2 separate regions of the Mus musculus genome follow, and region 1 is linked to region 2. Evidence: chromatin contacts called from ENCODE Hi-C data. All regions are on one chromosome and are shown on one strand. The core of a region is the stretch at or near the end of the contact, and the rest is flanking DNA. Distances in the headings are between cores, read along the strand shown. Region 1 holds the start of 4930480M12Rik (RIKEN cDNA 4930480M12 gene). Region 2 overlaps Gm29687 (predicted gene, 29687).

What was found. Hi-C counts contacts between places; a loop is a spot of excess contacts on that map.
Region 1: a loop to region 2 is called in a map of T-helper 17 cell, with 2.1 times the contacts of the local background. The contact joins the promoter of 4930480M12Rik here to the enhancer-like site in region 2. A Hi-C loop is called at or near these places in 1 of 37 maps with a recorded cell type or tissue (T-helper 17 cell).

What each region holds. Positions count from the first base shown.
Region 1 is chr12:26,208,722-26,214,165 of GRCm38, forward strand. 4930480M12Rik (RIKEN cDNA 4930480M12 gene) reads left to right here and starts at 2,546. Exons shown (of 3, transcript NR_046278.1): 1 at 2,546-2,595; 2 at 4,845-4,966. It overlaps Gm29687 (predicted gene, 29687), which reads right to left and starts at 1,784. Exons shown (of 5, transcript NR_131149.1): 1 at 1,682-1,784; 2 at 909-960.
Region 2 is chr12:26,162,252-26,167,876 of GRCm38, forward strand. All of the region lies in intron 2 of Gm29687 (predicted gene, 29687), which reads right to left. Among named protein-coding and RNA genes, the nearest start is that of Gm29687, 45 kb to the right of the region's middle. Within about 2 kb of position 2,301, at least 1 of the 3 ENCODE cell types and tissues checked has a DNase peak (open chromatin) inside an H3K27ac peak, as active enhancers do.

The DNA of each region.
Region 1 (5,444 bases), core at 1,296-3,795, 47 kb after region 2:
TAAACATGTACTAAACTGAATAAATGTAGTGGTCAAAACATGGTTAAATTGGTAGCAGTGCTGCAGAAATTACAAAAGAATCCATGAAGTTCTACAGAAAAATAAAGCAGACGAAACAGGACACTCAAGAGACTGTGGCTGCTAACACAAAGGCAGAGGAGGACAAAAGGAAGGGGGAAGTAATAAAAACAGCTAAGAATATTCCAGGATTCATAAGAAAGGAGAGAAAAAATAAATTCTAAATTGAGTGAGTAAAGCAGTTTTTCTCCTTAGTTGATATGCCCACTTTCGTAGGACTCATTTAAAAATATGACACAGTTGTCACAGTGCATGAACGAGAAATCAAGAAAAATTATACCTTTCTCATGTCTTAGCAAAGAAAACCAGCTCACCAGTTTCTTATGTACTCTCCCAGAAGCACCATATTTATGTACAAGTATGTATATATTAATCTTTAAATGAATACATTAAGCTTTTATTTGTTTTCAATTAATCAACTCTGCTCTCCCTCTCCCTCTTTCTCCCTCTCCCTCTTTCTCCCTCTCCCTCTCCCTCTCCCTCTCCCTCTCCCTCTCCCTCTCCCTCTCTGTGTGTGCGTGCATGTGCATCTATGTCTGTGTCTGTGTCTGTGTCTGTGTCTGTGTCTGTGTCTGTGTCTGTGTCTGTGTCCATGTCTGTATGGTTGTACTTGCCTAGGCAAAAGTGTAGAGTTTGAGGGATGCTTTTCCTCTCACCTTATGGGTTTCATGAATTAAACCCAAGCCATCAAGCATCCATGACAACTATTTTAACTTATTAAGGCTCACACTCATTTTTTAAAGATAAATAATAGAACACTATATAAACATACTTCTTAATTTTTTATAGTATAAAATTTGTTCCAAAGAAGAAATATAAAATGTACTCACCATTTTTAAGGGATATAAAGGTTTCTGTTGTGTTGATGGGTAATGATGTTCTCTGTGGGGAGAGGATACACTAGAGATTGAAATCAGAACCTTCCAATGCTAAGCACAAGCTCTGCCACTACATTGTTACCTTAATGTCTCAGCTACTTCTCTGTTGCTGAGATAAAATGCCACAACTAGAAGTGAATTATGGGAGCAAGAGTTTATTTTGGCTTACGGTTCTAGACAGGAGAAGGTACCAAAAGAAGACATCTCATACTGACTGCTGGCTTCAACACATGCATGCACAGATGTGCACACCCACCTACTACCATGATGGAGAATACATCTCACACTGGCTTCTACACATACATGTACAGTTGTGTATACCCACCCACTACACCCATACACACACGGGGGAGAGGGGTAGGAGAGAGAAAGAGAGAGAAGGAGGGAGAGGGAGGGAGGGAGGGAGGGAGGGAGGGAGGGAGGAGGAGGAGGAGGAGGAGGAGGAGGAGGAAGTCGTCACTGAGTGTCTGTCTTTTTGTTTTCTTTGTATGATGGGCTACATTTTAGAAATATAGCCATACATTCTTAGACTTCCAGAGCTGAATTTTGGCTTTCCTTTTTTTCTGTAATGCATGAGACAAAAGTATGTAGCTTTGCATGTGATTTACTTATACTGTGACAATGATAGGATCCCTCACAAGGAAATGCTCAAAACTCCTTGTATGATTCTTAGAGGAAAAGAGACCATGAGGCTCATCTGCTATCTGTGATCACTGCATGCCTACCTCACCATGTCCTCCACTTTGGTAGCTCCGAATTGGTCAAGGTTTGTCTCCGTTCCTTCATTTCCTACCCTAAGCACCAATGCTATTCCTGTAAGTGCACCCTTCTCCTTCCCTTCCACGTGAATTCCCTAAAGGCTCACACTCACTCGCTTCATGCCAGCACCTGCCTCAGCACGTGGGGGATGCTGGGAACAGGACAACAGACTCATAACGTGACATATTTAAAACAGAAAAACAAGTGTGTTGGTGGTCCAAGTCTATCCTACAGAATCCTAGATTCATATCAAACGTTAAGAAAGCAACAGGGAAAGTAAGACTAGGATGATGGGGAATCAGTCTTGTTTAAGATTGTGAAGCTTCTGGGGTTTAAGCTTGCTCTCAAACTCAAATTCCAGCATGGGCAGCCTCCTCTACCTAAGAAAATGTCCACATGGGAGGGTTTTTAGGCTCAGCAGACCCCAGGGATCTTTGACCTTCAACCTTGTGGCTCTGAGAGGCCTCTTTTACTTCCTTGGATTAAAACTAGCAAACAAACAAAATCCCTGGAGGCAATAGCAATATCAAATTACCTAGAACACCTGGGTTTAAAACAGAGGAAGAAAAAGGAGGGGGAAAAAAGAAGATAAAGTTAACAATGTTGTGCGGACAATCTTTGATTTTAAAATACTTTGTAAATTAGCACCGTAGGCTTAACCCAGCTCCTCTTCTTCTTGTGTGATGGGGTGGGTAGCTGGCTGTACTTGCTCCGCAAGGAAGTATCTCTCCCTCAAGGGCTCTGTCACCTTTGCTCTTTCTCAGTCCTGGGGCCTTATGAAGTCTTGCTGTAGTCATAGCAACAAGGGAACATCACACTCCCAGCTAATTACCAATCTTTCTGGGTAAGGAAAGAAAATTAATTTCCTCGGACGGACAAGGTAAGCCTCCACACTACAAATGTTTCTTATATTATATTTCAAAAGACAAAAATGTGGCTGTCCTTTGCTGGATTCGATCAGTAATTAGTTAGAAGCATAATTTGCATTCACAGAGTAATTGTGTTTACTTTCCAAGCTAATACAATTTTCAGGGAAAACTAGTAGATCAGCAAGAGTAAGACCCCCCACCCTGTGAGCAAAGGCCTTTATGTTTTATTTAAAGTTGTCACGTGGAGCCTGCATTTTCTTTCAGATCTCTCAAGCTGTGTGGCAGTTCCCCAAATGGCTCGTTCCAGAAACAGCTTTGGATCGTACATTTGTGTCTCATCTGTTGACAAGCATTTTAGTTTTCTACGAGTTCCCTCTAGTACTCGCCTTACCAAATACAACTGTTGGCGCGGAGTCTCCAAATGGCGGATTGATACAGTCCCACAAACCCTACACTTCGCAGTCGGATCAATCACTTTGCATTTGGCTGCAACAAAGAGAAAATGATTTCTAAAGGTGCTGACTCAGAGCTTAGTGAGATTTACTTAAATGCATTTCATATTTTAATTAAAACATATAGATGCTCCTCACTTCCTTGAGAGAAGGAATATGATATCTCTCCATAGTTTGGATGTGTGCCTTTCCCTGTGGCATCCTATTCTTTCTTCTTGCTCTAATCAGGAACCAGGCATTTGGGGGGAGAGAGCTTCTGTATACAGTATGCTATTTGATTTTCTTCTCTGGTGAGCTCTTGCATAGGCTGGAGAACAGAGATTAAAGGTGTGTATATTTAGTATCAGAAAAGCAGAGTGTATGTTTTCGCATCTCCTTTATACATTAATCAAGAGAGCTGGCTTCCAGGGAACGATTGCTGCTACCATTGGGAAAAAAACAGCAGCCTCTTAATCAGTGTTTCACTGTTGTCAGCTGGGGAGTCAGGGAGAGTTAGGAGCTACTGGGCTCCTTCCCAAAGGGCTCTCATCTCCTGATAAAACTTGTCCTTTTTCCTTCCCAATCCGGAAGCCTAGGATCCAGTATCAGCAGTACTATATGTCATATTCCAGGATATTTCATTCTTGTTCCCTTAACTGATTGGTTCTATCTAGAAAGAGGCAGATTTTTTTTTGGTCCCCCTTTTAATGGAACTGTAATTCAGATTCTGAATTTCAACAATAACAAACAAATAAACACCTGTTGGACTGATTCCTAGCCTCATAGCCTGGGCATTGTCTGTGCCCTCTCTGATGAAATCCTGGGGACTGCACCTGGGTTACTATGACATTACAATACACTGGGAGTGAGATTAGACACCAGGGCCAGCTTCCACAGCTTTGAGGAATTTAATAGTGAAACTGGCTGACCCCCTTCATTACTGATCTCCAGTTTCCCTGATTTATGGATGGGAGCACTACAGCCCAGGAAATGAAGACAGTGGGTGCAGTCTACCCACAGGATAGAGGAGCAAAGCAAACCTGTCATCAAATGGCCCCAGGTCCCTGAAAGCGAGTTAGTGGTGAAAACTGGCTAGCTACCTCTTTCTATGTCTTCTGGAGGGTTTTTTTGTTTTTTGGAGTTTTTTTTTTTTTTTTTTTTTTTTTTTTTTTTTTTTGTCTGTCTGTTTGTTGTTTGCTCTTTTGGTTTTTTATAAACCCCTGAAATATAAAATCTGATTTGAATTCTAGTGGACAGCCTGATTTGTGACTTTGTTAGAGTTCATCAAAAGACCCTTACTCAGAAAGACCACAGAGACCACCGCCATTGCTGCAAAACGCATGAGGATTTTTATTGATCCAACATGTTGGGGACTCCCCTCCCAGCACACAGGCCAGAGGAGAAACCCAAAACAAAGAAAGAACACTTTTTATACCTTTGTAAGGGGTAGATTTGAGCAACAAGGTTCTCATTGGTGTAGCAAGTAACCCTTTCAGCCATTGGTTGGTTTGTATAGTGACTAAGTAACCCTTTGGCCTAGTGACTCACTTTGCTTGCTCCCATGGTGGGTTATTATGATTTGGTCAACAAAGTAATAGTACATTTTGAACTTATGGATCAGCTATTAATGTCACAACTATTAACATCAGAGGAATTCTCCCAACAAGGTCAGGGTGGTTTGTGGTCTTTGTCAGAATTCAGTGGGGGGTAGGGGGCAGGAGAATTGCTAATCTTGTTATGGTTATTTCTCTGAGAACAGCTAATATTGTTTTGGTAGCTGCAGGGTTAATCATTTTGACCTCTAAAATTATGTTTATATATTTGTTTAGTCAGCCAGCCTCCTTATCTGGCTCTGCAGTTGGCCTGCAAGTACAATTTGGAAAGTCCTGTTCGAAGGGGAAGGCACTGAGTGGTCTTGAATTCATTTTGGATATTACAACTTTTTATAGAGGTATGTTTTTTTTCTTTGTTGTCTTTTGTTTTGTTTAAAAAGAAATCAAGGGAGATGGCTGTTTTATTTTTCTCAGTGAGAACAGAAGGGCTATTTGTGTGTACTACTGGTGTCTATGGATCAGGTTACTTACTCTAAGCCAGACAGACTTACCATGCTAGGAGCCATTCCTTCAATCCAGGAGTTAATGACAGCAACTGGATCTGCAAACAGAAGTGGTCCCTTTAAATTCTGGAAAGGCTATCCCTGGAGACTAAATTCAAATATCTTTGTCTATTAGACTGATGTTTTCTGGTTTGCAGAATGGATTGAGTCAGCATTCCTCACATGTGTCTGTGGATAAAGACGACAACAAATGCATTGGATATCATTGTCTCTGCAGATTTGATCACTTAGCATTATAATACTGATCCTTAATTTATGGCGGGGATAGAACCAAATTCCTTGACTTTTCTACTACAGCAAGTAAAAAATTCAC
Region 2 (5,625 bases), core at 1,051-3,550:
CTAGATGCTGCAGTGCTCCCACCTTGATGATAATGGACTGAACCTCTGAACCTGTAAGCCAGCCCCAGTTAAATGTTGTCCTTTATAAAACTTGCCTTGGTCATGGAGTCTGTTCACAGCAGTAAAAAAATCCTAATTATGACATGCAGTGTGTGTAGTTCATGTTAATATCAACATCTCTAGAGATAAGTCTAAAATTTTGAACTAAGCATAAAGAGTCTCAGAAGAAAGCGGTGACAGGACTGGGGTTTTGGATAAGTTTGACTCCCTTAGTGGGTGGTGTCCTATGGAAATAAGCAGTGTATAATGTAGGGGTCTGTCCCCTGCATTGCATCACTCTTGAGGATTCACCAAATATTTATTCCTTACTGTTTACATTGCTGCCAGTTATATTTTTTATTGCCTTCCACATTACCACTTATTATTGACACTTTTATTTTGGAAAATCCATGTTTCCCCTTTTTGTTTTTATCTTTAGAGCCTTGGTTCTTTATCAAGTTTCTCTTTGGTTTCCTTTTTTTCCTACAGTTATCAATCACAGTTTATTTAAGCATCCATCTGCCACTTCTAACCTCAGAATAATCTATGGTTCTTTTGATCTTGTCTAATTTTTAATAATTTTCTTATCTAGCCCTCTGTTGACTTTGCCTCAACACGGTTGTCTATTAGATGGTTTGGATGGTACTTCATCTTGTCTCATAAAGACCTGTCTACCCCTTCCTGCCCTGGTGAAGTGGAGGGTGAGCACTTTCATTTGAATCACTTCATGATTAATATCTGTGGTAGTTTGAATATGCATGATCCAGGGAGTGGCACTATTGGGAGGTATGGCCTTGTAAGAGGAAGAGTGTCACTTTATGGGTAGGCTTTGAGACCCTCTTCTAGCTGTCCTGCCTGCCTTCTGATCAAGATGTAGAGCTCTCAGCTCTTTCTCCAGCACCATGTCTGCCTGGACTCTACCATATTTTCCACCTTAATGATAATGGACTGAACCTCTGAACCTCTCTATAAGGCAGTCCCAATTAAATGCCCTTTATGAGAGTTGCCTCAGTCATATTGTCTCTTCACAGCAATGAAACCCAAACTGACACAACATCAAACATGAGTAGAAGTTATATAAGACTCAATTTACCTAAAGTGTGCCCCAGATCTAGCCTAACATTTTGCAGGCTTTGGGCTCAGAGCTTCCAGTGTTCATCAGAGTTACTAAATGAGCCTCAAACTCTAATCTCCATGGCCTCAGCAAAGACAAAGCAGAAAAGAGTCTCAGCCTCCTTTTCCAAGACTCCCTGCCCTGCGCTTCTTCCTTATTAGGTAAAACAGTTCTGGCATGCATGTCTCTGGTTTTATTTCCAGCTCCTCAAAGCTTGCCAAACTCTCCCGCTTTTCTTGTCCCAGAGCATCAGTCCTCTGCCTGGGCAAATCCAAGATGCTCAGCCTGAAACTCTATGAAAAGATTTGGTAGATGCTGCCAAGGGGAAAATGGCTGTGGAGCCTCCACTTTGCCCCTAAAGATTCCTGCTTTCGTGAAATCTTAACCTAAGAGTCTGTTTAATCCCTCCAGGACTTAGATTTCATCTGGGATGTTTTATGCATTCCAGCAGAGTCACAGACCTAGCTTACACCACTAAATCTTACACAGGACAAAGTCCCTGGATTGTGCTATACACTGTAGATATTTATAAACCTTTGGAGGATGAGGGCCATCCCTTTGGCCCTAACTAGATCATTGCATCATACTATATACCAACTATAGTAACTATACAAATGACATACCAGGATAGGAAACATTTACCATGTGTCTGCTCCAGCCACATCCTGCCTTATAGAACACAGCATCCATTTCTTCCATTTAGCTCTCATTCTTGAAGCCACAGCTTTTATGAGGCACATAAATGACACAAAGTGCTTTTAAGTTTCAGTAGAGAGCTGGTGTGTGCTTGGTGACCACAGGCTTTAGCTGATCCTCCTTGTTACTGCCACATAGTCACTTCAGATAGCCTTAACAACCAGTACATTGTGGACAGTGCTGCAGTGGGGAGCTCAGAGGCTCAACACAAAGAGCTGGAGGCCCTTCAAAGGAAAATAACCCCATCATTGTGTAATCCCAGGCCAGATGATCCGTACTCCTAAATTTTTCAACATTACTTATTTTATCTTATATTTAGTCTTATCCTTGCTTCCCAAATTACACATATAAGATAAATGCTAAAGTTAGAGTTCCACCCTCAGCTACATAATTTTTTTCCAATAAGCTGCTTTTTCAGACATCCCTGATCAAGTTGGATACCAGGTCACCCTGTCTTGTGACAGTGAATTTACTTTGTGCGCAGACTGCTTGTTCTCAACACTTAGGAACGTTTTTGGAATCAGACTCACTCTGAACTAGGTGACTGATATCTTTTTAAAGGGGCAGCACTCTGTTCTGTTTAGGAATTAAAGTAGACCATGTGGCAAAGTTTGAAAACTGAGGCATCCAGGAGGCATCTATGGTGACTTTATATAAATGGCGACTGTATATAATATCACCCCTTTCACTAAAAGAAATGCCCCCTCATTTTCTCAACCAGTAAGAAAAAGGCTTGTTGTATTCATTTGTATATATGGAAATACATTAACCAAAAATTTAAAAGCAAGCAAAATGTGGAATGCATAAACAGATAGTGGTCTTCACTACAAAGAGAAAAATATCCCTTAGTACATGATACTTAGAGTCCAAAAAAAGAGATTGGGGATCTTAAAGCACTTCTCGATAGATTTTACTTTTTATTTATGTATATATGTAGGTAGGTATGAGCACCTGAGTGCCGGTGCCTTTGGAGGCTGGGCACTGCATCCTCTGGAGTTGGAGTCACAGATGGTACTGAGTTGCCCAACATGGTGTGATACAAGAGCAGTATGTGATCTTAGCCACAGAACCATCTTTAAAGCTCCAAGTACTTATTTCTAAGTGAAAAAATCTTATTCCAGAAGATCACGTTTAGGAAAATTCCAGTGTAATGGCATTTCAAAATAATAAGCAAAATTGTACAGGTCATGAAATAAAATCAGAGTTTGACAGGAGGGGGACATGTGCAGACAGAGTAGAAGAATTTCTGGGTGGTGACACTAATTTACTTGACAATGGAAATCAGATGTTATTGTGAATTTGTCAAACCCCAAATGATGTACACAACCAAAGTGAATTGGGGCACAAGCAGTGGCATTCAGTAAATAATAGTCTACCAAAGATGTAGGTTCATCATTTGTCACAAATGCACCACATTATCTTCGTTCATCAATAACAGAGAAACCAAGGCATTCTTAATCTTTCTATTAAATGTTTTGGTATGTCTAAAATTGCCCTAAGGAATAAAGTCTACTGACTGAAAAACAAACAAATATACAGCATAGTATATCTTTAGAAAGTGTGCAATCTAGTTGGAAGAGTTTCTGCTTGATATATTAATCAAACAAGTCATTGTTGTAGTTAGCACTCTGTAATAAATACCATGGCCAAAAATCAAAGTGGGTAAGAAAGGGATTGTTTCCTCTTGTTGCTTAGAGTCCCTCATTAAAGAAAGTCAAGGCAGGGGCTGGAAGCAGAAATCATGAATGAACATTACTTACTGCCTTACATCTCATGGCCTGCTCATCCTGCTTTCTTATACAACCCCAAACCATCTGCTAGATACAGCATTGCTACAGTGGGCGGGGGCCTCTTCTGTCAATAAACAATCAAGACAATGCCCCCCAGACGTGCCCACATGCCAATATAATCAAGGCCATTCCTCAGTGGGAACTCTCTGTTCCTAAGTGACTCTGGGTTGAGTCAGGTTGGCAATAAAAACTAGACAGATCAGTCATGTTCAAGCTATCACTATCAAGTTGTTTGACATTTTTGGGTCATAGGTCATAATAGAAGTAGATACATATTAATACATCCCTTTAAAGGGGTTTTATTTGTATTTCTTAAAGTAGTATGTGATTGAGGCACATGAGTTCTCATGGATGTTTTCTAAGAAAATCTTTGAATATTTTTAGGTGAGCATCGTTTCTATTGTATGCTATAGTACAAAACAACAATGAAGCCTCAGGAAAGTTTTATTTAGATGCCTGCCCTGAACAAACATCTACATTTCCCTCAGGCTGTGCCAAGATAGAGCCTATATATGTTCTGAATACAAACCCTACACAGTCCTGTCTGAGAATCAGAGCTCTATCTCTGCTGTTCAAATCAGATTATGTCCACTGTTAAGAAATAAAATTCACTTTGGGCCTGTCTCTGGACCTTCTTTTCCTCAGGCTCCTCTTCATTTCCATCCCTATAATTTTTTCAGACAGGAACAATTATGGGTCAGAGATGTGTCTGTAGGATGGCAACCCCATCCCTCTCTTGATGTCCTGTCTTCTTGCAGGAGGTGGGCTCTATAAGTTCCCTCTCCCTACTTTCAGGCATTTCATCTAAGGTTCCTCTCTTTGAGTCCTGGGAATCTTTCACTTCCCAGGTCTCTGGTGCATTCTGGAGGGTCCCACTAACCTCCTATTTCCTGAGGTTGCCAGTTTACATTCTTTCTGCTGGCCCTCAGGGCTTCTTCAGTCATTTTACCTCACTCAGTACCAGAAAAGGTCGCCCTCTCCCCTCCACTCTCCCCACTCTCCCCCCCAACCCATCCACTTTCCCCGCAAGGTACACCCCTCCCTCCACACCTGTGATTGCTTTCTTCTCTCTCCCTGGGCACTTCAGCTTGTTGAGCGTTTTAAGTTCTGTAGACTGTATCTTGGGTATTCTGTACTGAGGTTATGGAGTGCTCACAGAAAGGGACTTATCATGATGGCCCTCAGAAAGACCCAATAAGCAGCTGAAAGAATCAGATGCAGATATTTGTACCCAACCAATAGACAGAAGCAGCTGACCCCTGTTGTTGAATTAGGGAAGGCTGAAAGAAGCTGAGGAGGAGGGCAACCCTATAGGAAGACCAGCAGTCTCAATTATTCTGGACCCCTGAGATCTCTCAAACATTGGACCACCAAACAGACAGTATACACCAGCTGATATGAAGCCCTCAACACACATACAGTAGAGGACTTCTGGGTCTGTGTATATTCAGAGATGATGCACCTAGCCCTCAAGAGACTGGAGGCCCCAGAGAGTTTAGAGGCCAGGTGGGGTGGGGGCTGGGGGCATCCATGTGGAGATGGGGTGGGGTGGGGAGGAGGTGTGGGATGTGGAGCAGATGGGGGGTAGATGGGGGGAGGGAATGGAATATATTATATATCATGTATATCACATATTATATATGACATATCATATATCAATTATATATGTAATATTTAATATTTATTTTCTATTTTCTACTTTATTTCATAATTTATATTTTATATTTTGTACATACTCTATATTCTGTACACTATATTTTATGTATTGTATATTACATATTTATATATAAATATATATAACACAAACAGAAGTGTGCTTGAATATGTGTGTTTCAACATACAAACACACATATAAAATGCATATGATAGCACCTACAGTAAAACAAATGTCCATTTCCCTAGAATTTTTCAATTTTGTATTTTCAAACCAAATGAAATTACTTTGGCCTGTTACAGAATGTTTTTGTCAATATTGCTCTTAAGCCT